Regions from separate parts of the Homo sapiens genome. Here region 2 is linked to region 1. The links are chromatin loops, found by intact Hi-C in ENCODE. Cell type or tissue: CD14-positive monocyte. All regions are shown on one strand. Links, peaks and the distances in the headings refer to the core of each region. The heading gives the core; the rest is flanking DNA. Region 1 overlaps LDLRAD4 (low density lipoprotein receptor class A domain containing 4). Region 2 overlaps FAM210A (family with sequence similarity 210 member A).

Evidence for each region. Peaks named below come from ENCODE experiments on the same cell type or tissue, not always from the same donor. Only the 100,000 strongest peaks of a DNase experiment are listed, where the experiment ranks them.
Region 2: it touches region 1 in a loop (2.9-fold over the local background); 41 of 110 quality-filtered maps call a loop at or near these places.

The regions. Positions count from the first base shown.
Region 1 is chr18:13,544,177-13,552,759 of GRCh38, forward strand. The region is part of intron 4 of LDLRAD4 (low density lipoprotein receptor class A domain containing 4); the gene reads left to right. Among named protein-coding and RNA genes, the nearest start is that of MIR4526, 63 kb to the right of the region's middle. RefSeq lists enhancers at 3,869-4,818, 6,082-6,583. In CD14-positive monocyte, for the core only: a CTCF peak has its summit at 4,469; no DNase peak of the experiment used is centred there; H3K4me3 peaks cover 732 bases; H3K27ac peaks cover 1,162 bases.
Region 2 is chr18:13,710,075-13,718,657 of GRCh38, forward strand. All of the region lies in intron 1 of FAM210A (family with sequence similarity 210 member A), which reads right to left. It also overlaps the pseudogene RN7SL362P. Among named protein-coding and RNA genes, the nearest start is that of FAM210A, 12 kb to the right of the region's middle. In CD14-positive monocyte, for the core only: no CTCF peak of the experiment used is centred there; no DNase peak of the experiment used is centred there.

The sequences.
Region 1 (8,583 bases), core at 485-8,484:
GTGAAAAACGTGTTGATTGCCTGAGGCACTGCTCTGCCTCCGGGCTGTTTTCCTGGAGTGTGATTTCCCCGTCAGAGTGCTGCAGTGGGCCAGGGACTTGTCTAGGGTGCCATGGAGGCACAACTGTTGATTATGTTAATAGGATAAACAAACCTTCTTTGACACCATAAATAGCAGACGCTGTGCTTTCCTCCCCACCTCCTGGGCAGGGAAAATATTTGAAGCTGGAAGGAATTGAGCCCTGAGCTTAATACAGTTACAGACCCAGAAAGAAAACAAAGATGGGTACAAAGATGTGTTTTCAGGAGACAGAAAATTGTGAAATCAACCCATCAGTCGGCCCAGGACTGGCTCACCTTGAGTGGCTCCTGGTACAGTGACTGCTGTGGATGGCAGCCTGCATGGTGGATGGGAAAGCGGAGTTCGTGTGGGAGACAGAGCTCTCGCGAAGCTGTGCTGTTTTCTCTTAAGTAGGCTAGAATGGAGGACAACTTACAGGTAGACCTAACTGCAACCTGTTGACAGTGAAGCTAAAGTCCGAACACACCCGTCACCTTTCAGAGGACAGACAGAAGCCATCTTTATAATAGTGATTTTGCACAGACCAAGGAGAGGCTAGGTCCAACCGTTTCAGCTGCCGCCAGGAAAAAGGGTCCAACTCCCTGGAGCACATCAGAAGGTTAGACGTCATGGCAGGTGATGGTTTGTCTTTTTTTTTTTTTTTTTTTTTTAATGTGCTCCTTTTATTTTCCAAATTTTCTAAAATGAACAAGTATTACTTTTATAATTGAAAGTATTATTAGAGAAAACATACATTAAACTTTCTTAGAATGTAAACATCCACTGTGTGAAGTCAGTCCCAAAGTTTTAACGGCCACGCAATCTAGCCTTATCCAGTGGTGCTCCCCAGAAGGTCCTCAGCTGAGAGAGTGGGGTGGTGTTAGTGGCCTCCTCTTGATGGCCCAGCTGATTGCAGGGGATCTCTGGGATGCTGCTGATGGAGTACCTGGGAAGATGGCTCCAGGACTCTGAAGGGCTGCGTGTTTTTGATCTTGCTCCCCGAGCCCCAGCCTCTTTGACCACATCATTGAGCTGCGCACGTTCAGGGCAGACGCCTGGAACTGGAGAACTCTAGGGAAGCAAAGGGGACTCCTCGGGGACTCTGATCTTTATGTCCAAGTTATATATCAACGAATCCTTTTGGCAACACCAAAATGTATGGTGAGCCCTTAGTTAAAGTGTGGGAAAACATGAAAATGATCAAATATGAAGTTTGCAGATTAAGACCAATTCAATGGCCCTCCATTGACCAGCGAGAGAATCATCCTGTGTCATCTTGTCTTGTCCTGCTGGGATCCACTAATGGCTTTCTCCTTTATGGAGTCCTGTGCTGAGGCCAGCAGTAGCTCTGGTTACTCTTCCACACACACACCTTCTTCTAGCAGCCGGCCATGAGCAGTGCGGTTTCTTAGCTGCAAACAAGCTGCGGGAACTGAGGAGGGTGGGAAACTGGCGGGGCAGGAAAGAGACAGGAGATGTTATGGAGCCAAGCAAGCTAATTTATGACACCAAGCATACTCAGTGCCTGCTGTGCACAGGTCACAGTGGGGTGGAGCCTTCCAGGGGTGGAACATGTAACCACAGCTCAAAAGTCAGGGAAAGCCAATGGGGCAGGATGGAGGCTGGGAAGGACCCAACAGGTGAGAGTCAGTGGGCTTCATTTGGGAAGTCATAGTCACAGAGCTGTCCTCAATCCTAAGCCAAGAGGGAGTTTCTTAGCAGCAGCAGTGAAGGATAGGGTCGGGATGCAGTGTTCATAACTGTGGGATCACAGGCCCATTACCTTCCCCCTCTGGACCTAAGTTCCCTACCTGTGAAGTGAGAGCCTGAGGCTGTTCGGGATTAGGGCAGATGGTTTAGCCCCTGCTTGGTGGGGAGTGGGTGGTAAAAGTCAACAACAGTTGAGGCAGGGGACTGGGTTTATGTTCACAGATGGAGAGATGGGTGCATTCAGCCTGGACCCAATGGCTGTCACTCATCAAGTGGAAGGTCAAGGGGTAAGGGAGGGGAGTTCAGTGAAGCAGCTCTGCCGGGGAACCAGCAGGCCAACTCCACCACTAACTGCTGCTCGGGAGTAATTTGTCTAACTGAAGTGGCTCAACAATAAAAGATTGAAGATGGCCTCCCCTCCCCCCTCCCCTCTTGCTTGCCTGACAGAGTCTTGCCCTGTTGCCCAGGCTGGAGTGCAGTGGTGCAATCATAGCTCATAGCAGCCTCAAATTCCCAGGCTCAAGCGATTCTCCTGCCTCAGCCTCCTGAGTACCTGGGACTACAGGTGTGCACCACCATGCCTGGCTAATTTTTGCATTTTTTGTAGAGACAGGGTCTTGCTATGTTACCCAGCCTGGGTGGTTTTTTTTTTAAATACCACACACTACTGCCATGTGATGTCACTGAATAACACTGGTGGAATTACTCAGTACCCTGGCACAAAAGTAGTCCGTGTGTGCAGGGAACTTCATGCAAGCTCATTAGGCCTGATGCTGTCGGGCACGTGGTTCCCCCATCCGCCATCCCCACTTTCTCAGCTTAGAGAAAGCGGTGATCTCTGAGGATTCTGTCGCTGACATCAGTGAGGGGCTTGCCAGATGATGAAGCGGCACAGAAAGGCAGTGTCTCTGTTAGGTTATGAAATAGCCACACAGAAAGCCAGTTGGCTTGGAGAGGGGGTTTCACTGATCTCCCTTGACAGAGGAGTCCCCTTCTTTTTCATTTACAACACTTGAGATGAGAACATTTGACATTTTGGCTGGTGAGGTGACACTGCGCAGCTGTTGTAATTTTTGCCATCTTGAAATTTATTGATGCTAGATAAGATTGCAGTGGGCCCCGATGTTGACAAGTAGAGCTCTTGTGCCAGTGAGAATTGTGCATCTGTCTTCCTTTGTTAACCTGCTTTCTGTTACTGACTTTATTTCCATTAAGTCATCCTTTGAGGTAGGAAGGAAGAAAATGTACCACTTCGTCATTTACTCGAGTAGCATCCATTAGGGTCCAGTGATTTTAAAGTTACAGTCACAGATTCTGGGCTTCTTTGAAAGCTAAAACTATTTGAAAAATTAACTTTCTGCACAAGCTACTTGAGAGTAAAAACAATGTCTTAAACTTGTTAGATGATCCACCAGTGTCTAACTTTGTGCGTCTGCTGTATCAGTGTCACAGGATCCTTAGGGTGTTGCTTCACCCGCTGGAAACCTTGTAGCCGGTGGCACCTTTGACTGAGTTTTGCTCAGGCCCACTGGGCTCGTTCTGCCCACTCGACCTGGCAGGCTGCACTTGGCTTTCAGTCCTGGCCCAGATCCCACACCTGTCAAGGGCGAGCCAGGTGCAGAGTGGCGAGGGGTGCATGAGTGAGTGAGCGTGGAGTGTGGCCACTGTACATGGCCAGGCATGCTGTCTGCAATGGGGTGGGCAGCTCCTTGCTGTGGCTGGACCAGGCATACCACAAGCGGCTTCCACTGTGGACACCGGGGAAGATGGTGGTGCCCAGAAGTTTGGAAATGCTAGGAAGTGCAGAGCCCCAAAGAGGGTGTCACAGCCCTGGCTCAGGGAGCTCCTCCTATGTCTGGGCTCCCCAAAGGGCTGCAGCTTTTCTCTCATTCTCTCTTCTCTCCTTCTTGTCACCCACAACATGGCAAGCAGGAGGGTGTGTTTCAGGCCTGTTTGTGTTACAGCTCTTTCAGTCCCACCATTCAGTAGGTCCTGAGTTCTTGTCCTGCATCCAGAAGAACGAGGTACCCAGACAACTGGAGGGTGAGCAAGTCAAAGAGGTGCTTTATTGAGTGACAGTATAGTTCTCATGAGTCCCGAGGTGGGTAGCTCCTATCCACAGGCAGGTCATTCTGACAAATGCAGCTCTCAGCAGAGAGGAGACCCAGAGTGGGTGGCTCCTCTCTGCAGGCAGGTCATCTTGTCATCTGCCTGAGTCTGGCTGAGTCTGGGGGGTTTTATGGGCTTCAGAAGGGAGGAAGTAGATGCTGATTGGTCCATAGGCAGCCATTGGCAGGCCTGGAAAAAGCACCGTAAGTTCTCACTCTGGCCAGAAGGTGGGGTTAGTCACCAGGGACCTGCCCCTTTCCACCCAGGAGCCTGTCTGCCTCCTGCTGCTGTTCATGGCATTCATGGCGCCCAGGCTGTTGGTGCCAAGGGGTGCCTGCAAGCCCAGGCTGAGCCACTTTCAGCACCCCCTTGGCCTCCTTCCCCTGCTTGTTGGCACCCAAAGTCCAGAAGGGGCCAAGGGCAAGGGGCTGGGATGTCAGTGCCACTCCAAGTATGTGCACACCTGGTCAGGTCGTAATAGTGCCTGGGCTCAGCCACAAGTTTGCTTCAAAATTGGAGTGGGTGCTGGGAGTGGGGAGAGGCCAGGCAGTGGGAGCAGGCACTTCCAAGCCTGCTGGGGCACGGGGTGGTTTCTGGGCCTCCAAGAGTCCAGGGGTGCAGGGATGCCCATGTCCACAGCTGTGGCTGGGGGGCTGCAGCTATGCCTGGGAGAGTGGGGCTCCTGCCCCACCAACTTGGAAAGGGTTAGGGCTCCCACCTGTTCCTGGCTCCTGCCTGCTCCAGGGAGCACACGGCCCCACCCATGCCTCCCCTGCTGCAGCCAGCATCATGGCAGCGGCCATTCTAGACAGGCCATTGCTGCCATCATTTGTACCTAATAAATATGAGATGGGATAATGCAAGGAATACTTTTTTCATTTTACCATCTCAAGATGGGGAATCTATTAATTATTTCATGAGTCCTAAAGCAACTTCTTGAATATTCAGCTCCCCAAAAGCAAACAGCTACTTAGCCTAGCTGATTCTACAGGGAGTTGCATTTCGCTTTTGTCACAAATGGATGCTGGTGTGTGCCTCACAAAGTCATAGTTGCATGTGGTGTGGGGGTGGGCTGGTTGAGATGGCATTATGATGTTTCAGAAAAGCTGTGTAAAGATGAGAAATATTTGCATCCAGACACAGAGGGAGGCACCATGCCAGCATGTAATTTGCCAAGCTCCCTGCTGGCAGTTTAAATGCCCTGTTGATTTTATTAAACATTCTTAATAAGAAGTTGGAGTTTTGTTTAGGCTAAAACCATAATGAAAACAGCTGTCTTCATTTCTCAGAAACAGTGAGATTGTGCAAGGATGAGGAATCACGCTGGATAGTGGAGCTGCCATGGTCCCCAGCTGGGGTGCTGCCCATGGAAGGTACTGGGGATGTCCATCAGGTGCTTCTGGGAAAGGGCCCAGGAAGACCAGACGGTTCTGTTCAGTTTATTTTATTCACGGAGGCATTTTAATGGGAGAACAGATCTATAATTGTGTTTTAACATTGTCTGAAAAAGGGAACTGAATCTGAGTGTCTGAGCTGTGAGCGTGAAACATAGAAAGGCCGTGGCTACCAAGAGCAGAGGACAGTGGGTTCTGCTGGAAGAGGGAGGAAACTTAGAGAACAGACAAAGAGTTAAAATTAGCCCTGGCTGGACCATGTGTGCCGTAGACCAGCAGCACCCTATGCAGCTGGGGCAGCCTTATTTTAGTCTGTCCAATTTTAAAGCTTCTGGCATTTGGTTGTCTTGCTTCCTTGTTTTTTCTGGGGAAGCCAGCAGCAGACAGGTCAAGAAGGCAATTTTGCCATCAAACAGAACTAGGTTCAAATTCAGGCACCACCGCTTTAGAAGCCAGGGAAACTTGGGCAAGAGTCTTCATTTCTCTGAGCTGCATTTCTTCTGTATAATGGAGATGATAATTCTGCCTCGTGGATTCTTCTGAACTGCTGCCATCATCCGACTAGCATATTTTAATCCAGCAACGTTTTTCTTTCTTGGAGCATTGGCCACGTGCCCACACAGGAAGAAAGCAGACACAGTTGCTGTCTACAAGGGGGCAATGGGCTTACTATCTACTTAACATAAGACTTGAAAACAGATTACCACAACATGACAATGTAAGTTCTATCATGGAAAAGGGTTCCACCAAAATGTTATAGTGGTCTTGGAGGGAGAATAAGGGGCAGCTTCATGAGGAATATAAAAACACAGAGCCCTGAGCTGACAGACACACACTTCACATGTAATAGGCAAATGGTTTCATTCACAGAATTGTTTCATTTCTGTGGAGGGAAAGCTAGCATAGGAAAAAAACCTTCAACTGGTTGGTGTTACGCAAATTATGATGGATGAAAACAAAATTCTTGAACCTGTCATGGGTCTGTGGAGAGACGTAATACTGGGAGCTGCAGAGGGCTCGGAATAAGTCAAAGCTCGAGGGGCTAGAGGGTGTCTGGACGGCTTACATCATAAACACATGCTGTGAGAATGAGAAGGCGTCCCTGAGGACGGCCAGGAGGAAGGCTCAAGGCATGAGTGCTGGCGATGTTGATGCCATCAAGACGATGAGTCCCGCCGAGCAGCCTTCCACAGTGGGTTTAGGAAATGGCAGCCTTGGGAGCTGGCCCCTGCCAAAACGTAAGCCGAGGAAGATGAGAGGGGCCTGGCTGACAGCCCTCCGGCCATCCAGATCTAGGGGCGGTGGAGAGAGCCTGGGAAGAGCGAGACTCCAAGTCCGAGTCCCGCTGTGAGTGGTGTCCAGAACCTGGCTCCAAGTCCCTTCCTCTGCGAGCAGGCAGGGCCGACTTCTGTTTGGGATGTCCCATTCTTTGCCTCCCTTGGGCCCCCTCCTATGAGTACAGATGCTGTCACCGTGGGCAGAGATGGCTGGCCACACCACCCTCCAGTCATGCCCCCTCTGTGCTCATTCTCATCACCCAGCCCAGGGGCTTGACCTCTGCCTCTGGGGGATAGCAGAGCACTGGGCCCTTCTTATCTTCCGTGTGCCTCCCCAGCAATTTTCTATGCATCTCTAAATTACACCCCTACGGCCAGTGCCACTTCCTAACTCGCCTCAGGACCCACTGTTTGACTTCACCTCCAACGGCCACGAGCAAAATAGTGTCATCGGGTGCCAACAGCAACCCTCTTTCTTCCCACCCTCAGCAATGTGGGGGCCTTTCCGACAGAGCAGCAGCGAGGGTCCCCCACAACCCTGGGACAGCTGTGCTGACCTTCCTATCAGGGCCACCTTGTAGAGACATCTTGATTAAGTGCTCCTGTTGTGTGTCCTACCGAGGATCTGTTTTGTTTTTAGTCTGTGCACAGGCTCATTTGGCCCATGCTTGTGGGCCAGAACTGCTTGTTGACACAGAGCAAAGAGTGAATCCTGCCAGGCTGCCGAGGCCTCGGCTGTCCCAGGGCACGTGTGATAAAGCTGAGAGCAAGGAGGTACTCTGAGAGCTCTGGTTTGCAGAAAGAGAGAAAAGACAGGATAGATGAAGAGTAGCCAAAACTCCGTAGAACTGGGGGGAGTTACTGAGCAGACAGGATGGCATCACAGAGTGTGCCATGGTGGGGTAGGAGGGCGGCCAACAGGGACAGAGGAGGGTCCTCTGCCAGGGAGAGAAACAGAGGGAATTTGGGGGAAACCAGTTGCAGACATGGGCTGAGAAGACCCTGACCTGCCATGAATATGGGCCTATCAAGTGAGCAGGTGTTCGTTCTTTTTGCACTGCTACAAAGGAATACCTGAGGTTGGGTAATTTATAAAGAAAAGAGGTTTATTGGGCTCATGGTTCTGCAGGCTGTACAAGAAGTATGGTGCCAGCATCTGTTTCTGGGGAGGCCTCAGGAAGCTTCCACTCATGGCATAAGGCAAAGGGGAGCCAGTGTGTCACATGGCAGGATGGGGAGCAAGAGGGTGACAGGGAGGTTCCAGTAGCTTTAATAACCAGATATCCTGTGAGCTCATTACTGCAGGGAGGGCACCAAGCCACGAGGGACCCACTGCATGACCCAGACACCCCCCACTAGGCCCCACTTCCAACACAGAGGATCTCATTTCACATGAGATTTGGAGGAGACAGACATCCAGACCATATCAGTAGTGTGAACAATGTGAGGCACAGTGGGGTGCAGTGACCACCTAGGCCTGCAGCTCCCAGCGGCCAGCCAGGTTGAGCATCTGCATCCTTTAAACTGTCCACCAGCCCTTTCCACGACACCGTGCTTCCTACTTGCTGGGGCAGTGCAGACAGATTGCTACTGATGTCATCGAATCCCAGGGCTGCTGGAAGGCATGCCTGCATGTCACTTCTTTCAAGGCACTTACGTTTTATGCCTCCCGATCTCCTCTGCCTTAGCTGGACCTGGAAGGACAGTGCACTATCTCTAGACCTGGGCTTATGCATCTTTGAAAATGCCTTTAAGGTTCCCTTAGCTCCTGAGGGTTCAGCTTCTGCCCAGCCAGTCACGATCCTTCCCCCTGGCCTCCTCTCTGGTTGCTGGTGCAGTTTGATTGTGCCTTTGATAGATGGCCAGGGCTCACCCTCCTCCCTCCACTTCCTAACGACGGGGAGAGGCTGACGGCTGAGGTAGTTCCTAGAGGACTGTGACTCTTCACTCTTTCTTCCGTGTTGTATCCCGACTTTAGATGATGCTGTTCTAGACAGTACAGGGAAAGTGATAGAACCTAGAATCTGTCCGTC
Region 2 (8,583 bases), core at 348-8,347, 170 kb after region 1:
GATGTCCTCCTTGTTTGGGTACTGAAATTGCCTTTGTAAAACTAATGAAAGGCCACAAGATTAGAATTATGGGAAGGGCCTAAATTCTGATTAAATGTTGGCATAGTTTCTTTTTTCTTTTTTTTTTGAAACAAGGTCTCACTCTGTTGCCCAGGCTGGAGTACAATGGTGTGATCTCAGCTCACTGCAACCTCCACCTCCCATGTTCAAGCAACTCTCCTGCCTCAGCCTCTCGAGTAGCTGGGACTACAGATGTGTGCCATCGTGCCCAGCTAATTTTTGTATTTTTTGTAGAGACAGGGTTTCACCATGTTGCCCAGGCTGGTCTTGAACTCCTGAGCTCAGGTGATCTGCTCACCTCAGCCTCTCAGAGTGCCGGGATTACAGGCATGAGCTACCGTGCCCGGCCTAAATGTAGGCATAGTTTCTATAATCCCTTACTTCATGAGTCATGGGGTTCAGCAGTCACGGGGCCAGCGGTCACAAGATGTGTGACTTCCCTAATGGTTTCTATGGATAACATCATTATTGTACAACCTAAGATTGGTCTTCCTAAATATTTTTTATACTGACTCCACCTGGACTTGTGACTCATGACTCAACCAGTCCTACTGCCCCCATCCAGAGACAGGCTGGGCACACAAAGACCGTTTTCCACACCCTATGATTTCATCCTCAAAGCAATCAGCAGCACCCATCCCCTAGTCTTCTGCCCACCAAACTATCCTTGAAAAACCCTAACCTCTGAGCCTTCAGGGAGAATGATTTGAGTAATAACTCTATCTCCTGTATGGCCAGCATGACATTAATAAAACTCTTTGTGTACTCAAATAGCACAGTCTCAGGAAACTGTTTTCCATGCAGTGGGCAGGAAGAACCCACTGGGCAATTACACTACTGGCTTCTTTCCTTCATTGTTGTATAGATATGCCATCAAGAAAGTAGGTCTTTATGTGATGTTTGCCCAATTTTTCTTCTTCCTGTTACCAGCGAAGTGTCTTAAAACAACAGCCTTGGCCTGGCACGGAGGCTCACGCCTGTAATCTCAACACTTTGGGAGGCCAAGGCAGGCAGATCACCTGAGGTCAGGAGTTCGAGACCAGTCTACCAACATGATGAAACCCTGTCTCTACTAAAAATACAAAAATTAGCCGGGCATCGTGGTGGGTGCCTGTAATCCCAGCTTCTTGGGAGGCTGAGGCAGGAGAATCCCTTGAACCCAGGAGGCAGAAGTTGCAGTGAGCCAGGATTGTGCCACTGCACTCCGGCCTGGGGAACAGACAGGCTCAATCTCAAAAATAAAACAAAAACAAACAAAAAACAACCCCCCCAATCAAAAAACAAAATAAACAAAACAAAAAAACCAGCCTTCTCTTTTTCACTACCTCCCATACCAAAATGCTCCTATTAAAATCAGCAAGGAGCTTCTATTGATACCTTTTGGGCCTTTCATTCTGTTACACATAATTACCCTCACTACTTGCATCCTACTTGTTCAAAGTCTTTCAGACTTTCCTTTCTATAACTCCAGCTCCTTTCTTCTGCTTTTCTTATCATGGAGCTTCCTTCCTGGTCTTGGTAATAGACTCCTTTTTCTCTTAAATCTGAATGCAGGCTCTATACATTTTATCTGGGCAATAACTTTTATATCCATTAGGTGATGAACCCCAATTTATGTTTCCTGTCCAGATTTTTTTCTGACTCTCAGCATCCACCTGGATTGCTCAACATCTTTTGTATCTGGGACACAAAAGATCCTACATGGTACTCAATGACTACCTCTTCCTCCCACTCCCCAAATATGTGCCTCCTTTGGAGCCCAAGTTGTCCAAGACAAAAAGCTGTATCAAATTCAGCCAAGGATCTTCCTATTCCCTTGTACTCAGCAATTTATCAAGTCTCCTAAAATCGGTACTGTGGAGAGTACTGTGCAAACTAGAGAAGCTGTGTAAGAATAAAGAGAAATTGGTCAAGAAGATGAAAATGACAAAAAAAAGTTCACAAATACACAGATTCAAAAGAGATCTTAGGTTTCTAAAACTACAATTAGAAAAATAATGGTGAAAAGACCCCAGACTGCAAAATCAACAGGTTCAATATGTTTAAGGCAAATTAAATTCCTTACATGAACTTGTTTAAATTATAAGAAAAATATACTATTAAGACACAGGGAAAAACAGCTTGTCTTCATAGACCTAACTATCATGCTGGCCTTAGACTTTTCAGCTTTATTACGAACCAGAAAACAACAGAGCAATTAATGCAGAACTTAAAGAGAAAAGCATGTGACCTAAAAATTGTAAGAAAATTCAATTTGACAGTCATGTTAAAGACATTTTCAAATATTTAAAAGCTCCTAAATCCTGCACACATGCTATGATCTGAATATTTGTGTCCCTCCACATAGGAAGTCCTAACCTCCAAATTATGACATTAGGAGGTAGGGCTTTCGGGGAGGTGATTAGGTCATGAGGGCAGAGCATTCCTGAATGAGAATAGCGACCTTATAAAAAGAGACTCAAGAGAGCTCATGGACCCTCTATCATGCGAGGTTACAGTGAAAAGAGGGCTGTCTGTGAGCCAGCAAGTGGGCCCACACCAAACACCTTTATCTGCCAGTACCTTGCTCTTAGACTTTCCTGCCTCCAGAACCATGAAAAATAAATTTCCACTGTTTATGAGCCACCCAGTTTACAGTATTTTGCTACAGCAGCCTGAACGGACTCAGACACCACATATCCTTCCTGAGAAATTCCATCGATAGAAGGACTCAAAACTAAGTACTTCAAAACATGAAAGCTGCAGTATACAAAGACTGATAGCAGTGTGCTAACCTGAAAAAGGACAGATAGTGCTTGTGGACTTGGAACAGACAGGTCACCTACTGAAGTAGCTCATTTGCCGCCCTGGCTTTCCTCCAGCCCAGCTCTATCTTTCGTTGTTACAAACCCCGGAGATGTTAACAGCTAAGATGCTCAGATCCTGAAGGGATGACTTGGAGATACTCTTATCTCTACTTACAAGTTTGAACTATACATCTATAAGAAGGCCTCTTTCCTTACAGCACAACTTTTTTTACCAATAAAAAATTTAACTTTTTTGATGTTAAAACCATTACCTTCTCCTTAAAGCATAAATTAACTTTTGCTGTTCTTGCCTAAGTCTAGAATGTATGTTTGTATGTTGATACACAAATTCAACATAACTTAACAACATAACTTACAATTTCCATACCTGAGATAAGATTTTATGTTCTGCCACTCTCATCCTTTATGGCCTTTTGTCCAAGTTAGCATGATATATTTCTTCTATTCTTAGTCCTCCTCTTCCTTACTACTGATTTAAAATCTCTCAACCTTCAGAGTACTTCTTAAACTAGGTAAAATTCACACCAATACTAAAATCACCCCATGTGTACACATACATAAATAATCCTGAATACATTTAAACATGTGAATTAACAAAAATATATTTGCAGTTTCTGAAGGTAATGCCTGGTGAGTGAGCACAGACCATCAAACGATGTCTGAGGACAGAGGAAGCAGCTCCACCTCTTTCCTATCATCACAGTGAAAGGACAATGATTCCTCTACAGTCATTCCATCTTCCACTGCTTCCGTGATTAGTAGCGGGGAAGTATGTCACTATAAAACACACACACACACACACACACACACACGTTTAGAGACAGGGTCTTGCTCTGTCACTTAGGCTGTAGTGCAGTGGCACAATCATAGCTCATCAAAACCTCTGACACCTGACTCAAGCGATCCTCCTGCCTCTGCCTCTCAGGTAGCATACCACACAGCTCCTGGCCTGAAATATTTACTAAGCATCTCCCAGTTGCCCAACATTACTCCCGGAAATTTAACTCTTAGTTTTCTCAACTAAATTATAACTCCTCCAGGGGTACGAACCAGGGGATTTTCTTCTATATCTTCAGAGTACCTAAAATCTACTAACGTAAAACAGTTACAAAAGAACTTAACAGTGGAGCTTTTCACTGACCCCCTACCAAAGGGTGGACATTACACAGAACTGTAACCCTTTTGGCACCTAGAACAAATTAGTATAATATGTGTTTTCACTGTCTTTAAGTAGTTTACAATCTAGTTATAAACGGGTAATTAAATATTCCAAGATAGGAGACATGTCAGACATGAGTTACAAGTTTATAAACATACTATGTATTAGGGGAATAAAGAAAAGGCTAACTGAACTACAGTGGTCAGTTGAAGGCTGCAGGATACCTTCGAAAGAAAAACTTCAGAGCATTGGAAAAGAAGATGGAAAGTCATTCTAGGTTAAAGTGGAAATGGTACTTGGAAAGGCACAGAGTGTCAATATGTAAAGATGGGCCTTTTCAGGGTAATGAGAAATGAGGCTGGAATTCTAGAGGATTTTTTAATTCCTAAGGAGTAACTGAAGTTTTGAGCAAGAAAGTGATATGATAAAAGCAGGTTAATATACAGCAAGATGCATAAAGTGAACTCAGTTGCTTCTGAAACTGTATTTTACTTTATAGAGAAATCTGCTCAAAACAATTATCTGGCTATTCAGTCTTCTTTGACCTTGGATTTTGTACACAGGAGCCAGTTGAGAACTACAGGAACTTAATTTAGATCCTGGATTACTGCTTTCTGTATTACATGTAATTTTGCATTCTTTACCATCACCTTATGCATACACCATTAAAGAGCTACAAAAATATGAGTCTGAACAGCTGGATAAGAAATAATTCATTATCTTGGGGGATTTAACACCCCATAATTGATTTGGTTATTCTCTTACTCTTAGAAGCTTAGATTGTCCCCAGTTTTAATGCACTATGAATAGCGTCCTCATGTATAACATTTTTGTCCATATTTTAAGTTCTTCAAGAAATTCCTAGGAGTAGTATTACTAGGTTAGTGAAGATATATTGGTTACTGGATATATATATATATGCACATGTCCAATAACCTAGTTATATAATGTACATATATATATAATCTTATACATAAATATTTATTTATTTTTTCAGAGACAGGGTCTTGCTATTTTGCCCAAGCTGGGAGTACAGTGGCTATTCACACGTGTGATCCCACTACTGATCAGATGAAAGTTTTGACCTGCTCAGTTTCTAGACTGGGCTAGTTCACCTCTCTTTAGGCACTCTGGTGGTCCTCTGCTCCAGGGAGGTCACCATATTGATACCGAACTTAGTGCAGACGCCTGATCAGCACTGCACACTACAGCCCAGAACTCCTGGGCTCAAGTGATCCTCCCACCTTCCCACTAGCTGAGACTACAGGGGGACATAACTATTTTTAAGATACTTAATATAATAATTCTTTAGCCCTAATTCTGGTTTGACAGATACGGCCTCAGAATAGTGGAGACAGGATTATATCAAGCACATCTGTGATTGCACTAATACATATTCGTCTACATTCCCTGAAAAGTTTAGCATACTCTACTAGAATGACAAACTGGGCAGTCACTTTCATTATACTGTGAGATTCATTATCATGGGTATGTTACCACCACATAAAGTTGTTCACATTACAACATTTTCCATATTCTGAACTTCAAGATATCACCAAACTTGCACAGAGTTATTACACAACAAAAAATAATTTGTACTTTCTTAATGGAAAAAAGTATATTTTTAAAAACAGCTCTGATATTTTTAAGTCCTAAGTAGTATCAAACATTATATTCAATCACCTCAACATGAATGAATTCCTATTTCCCATTTCGGCTAAATTTCAGATCCTATAATCCCCAACATAAGATGAAAACCTAGTAAAGTAGGTGCTATCCTTGTTTCTACTGTGGCTCAATGCTTACACAAAAACTTTACCTGAAACAATTTAGAGCAGCTCTGTTCAACAGATTTTTCTGAAATGATGAAAATGTTCTATATCTGTGCTGTTCAATAAGGTAGCCACTACACACAGCTGCCTACTCAACACCCGAAGTGTAACTAGTGTGACTTAAGTACTAATTTTTCTATTTTAATTTTAATTACTTTAAGTTACAATACAATAGTAACAAGTGGCTGATGGCTACTGTATTAGACAACATGGCTTCATAGTATACAGAAAGACTTCCACTTTAAGATTGTCTAGTTACAAAAAAGAACAATAGATAAAACAGTGTTAACTAAATTACTGGTTAGATAAGGTAATGGAAAGTGTTGGCTGCCTACTAAGCATCCTCTCCCCTCTTCCCTCTTCAGAGGCCCTGTTCTGCTCAGGTAGCTGTCTACCAGAGCCCCCAGCTCCAATGATGGATCCCGATCAAAAGGACAGGGCTCATAGCATTGTGTGGCTGGCTGACTGTTATTGGTCCAGGGATGGGCATGTGACTTAGGGGAGTCTAAGGATTTTGAGAACTTACATTCCATGGTTTGGGGACCTAATTCTCTCTCCTAAACTGGGGGTGAGCAAGGAAACATATGGATTCTGGGGGTTCCAGCAGCCACTCTGTAACCTTAAAGGGACATAGTTTGGCTCTGTGTCCCCACTCAAATCTCATCTCAAATTGTAATCCCCACGTGTTAAGCGATGGACCTGGTGGGAGTAATTGGATCAGGGGGCAGTTTCCCCCTTGCTGATCTCATGATAGGGAGTTCTCACGAGATCTGATGGTTTTAAAAATGGTACTCTCCCCTGTGCCCTCTCCCTGCCTCCTGTTGCTGCCTTGTGAAGAAGGTGCCTGCTTCCCCTTTGCCTTCCACTATGATTGGAAGTTTCCTGAGGCCTCTCCAGCCATGCTGAACTGTGAGTCAATTAAACCTCTTTTGTTTATAAATTACCCAGTCTCAGGTAGTATTTTTACAGCAGTGTGAGAATGGACTAACACAGGGAGCCCGCCTAAGGACAAAGCTGACATGGACAAGGCAGAGCGGGAGCTCTGAACTGAGGCACTGGAGTGTGCTCTGTTTGCGGACTTCTTGTTACTATGTCCCTCTTTATTGTTAATGCCAACTTGAATCCAGTTTCTGTTACTTGCAGCTGAAAGCAGCTTACTGATGAAGCAAGGCTGGGGTGGATAGAGAGCATCCAATCCTCTTAAGGCTCTCCAGAATGCAGGAAATACCATCTGCCCTTTCTTACATTATATGTTAATCCCCCCAAGCAATGTTTACTATATGAAGTCTTTCATACTTGAACTGATAAAGGATCATTTTGAACTAGAGATTAGTGCCCGAGATTAGTGCCACCTGTCACCTACATTCAAGTCTAAGTTCTTTGTTTGTTTTTTAGAGACAGAGTGTCACTCTGTTGCCCAGGCTAGTCTCGAACTCCTGGGCTCAAGTGATCTTCCCACCCTAGCCTCCCAAAGTGCTGGGATTACAGGTGTGACCCACTGTGCCCAGCCCAAGTCTAAGTTTTGAACTTCACCACTGCACCGCTAACTACAAAGCAGGGTTTGCAGAATTACTCGAATTCTAAAGCACTTTGGACTTACGTTGGTCAGCTGCATGACAGACTGTGAAAAGAAAGGAAAAATACAGAATGTTTAGAAATCTACTATCAAAAGTCTGCCAAAAAAATAAAGTACAGAGAAGTGAATAAGAGGAAGATACATTTTGAATTATGGATTAGAGAGCAAAAAGCATACTCCAGTGAGTCATTTGGTAACATAAAGGTTAATCAACTTGCATGAAAACTGCAAGGGCCCAATGCACCAGAATGTCAGGTTTAAAAAGCAGTCTAACAGGCTCGAGAAAAGACTTATGGTATAGTAGACTAAATGGTAGAAAAGATGGAAAGGACTTCATCTTAGCAGACTGGAGACAGAGTTTTCTGCTGGCCTCAAGGAAACAAGGTACCGTATGATGAACTGCCTACGGACAGGGCCGCATACGGGGAACAGCCTCTAGTCCCTGAGGGAAGCCACCAGTCAACAGGAAGAAGACAGCGCCCTCACTCATATAGGCACAAAAGATGAACTCTGCCTACAACCTCAATGAGTTTGCAAACAGATTCTTCCACAGTTGAACCTCCAGATGAGAATGCAGCCTGCTTGACACTTTGAGATGCTAAGCAGCAAACCAGCTAAGATGTGCCCATACTCCTGACCCAGAAAAACTGTGAGACAATAAACCTGTGTTGTTTTAAGTTGCTAAATGTGGGGGTAATTTGTTACACAGCAACAGAAAATACAAGCCTACTCTCCTTAAGAAACCTTCCCACTGCATGAGTAAGGATTATTTTTACCTTCTCAAAGTCTTTGTTACAGGGACTACAAAAATGGAAGGCCACACAGAACCTGAGTACAACTGTATAAAAGCAGCAACCTTAGGTTTAGTCATAGTTGTCTGCATTAGAACTACAGAATGTTAAGAGTTGGAAGGAAACTGAGAGGCCCCTTAGTATCATCCTTTATGTTTACAGATAAAGAATGCAAGGACATGTAATAGTTCATAACTTGTTCCTGATCACATAGCTGATTAAAGGCCAAAAAAAAAAGAAAAAAGAACTGCTAATCTAGTGAATTTCCCACATCTTCACAAATTGCTCATATGTATAAATTGTGTCTTTTCCCTGAAAATAAAGGATTGAGAGCCAAACTATATAAATTTCATTTCTA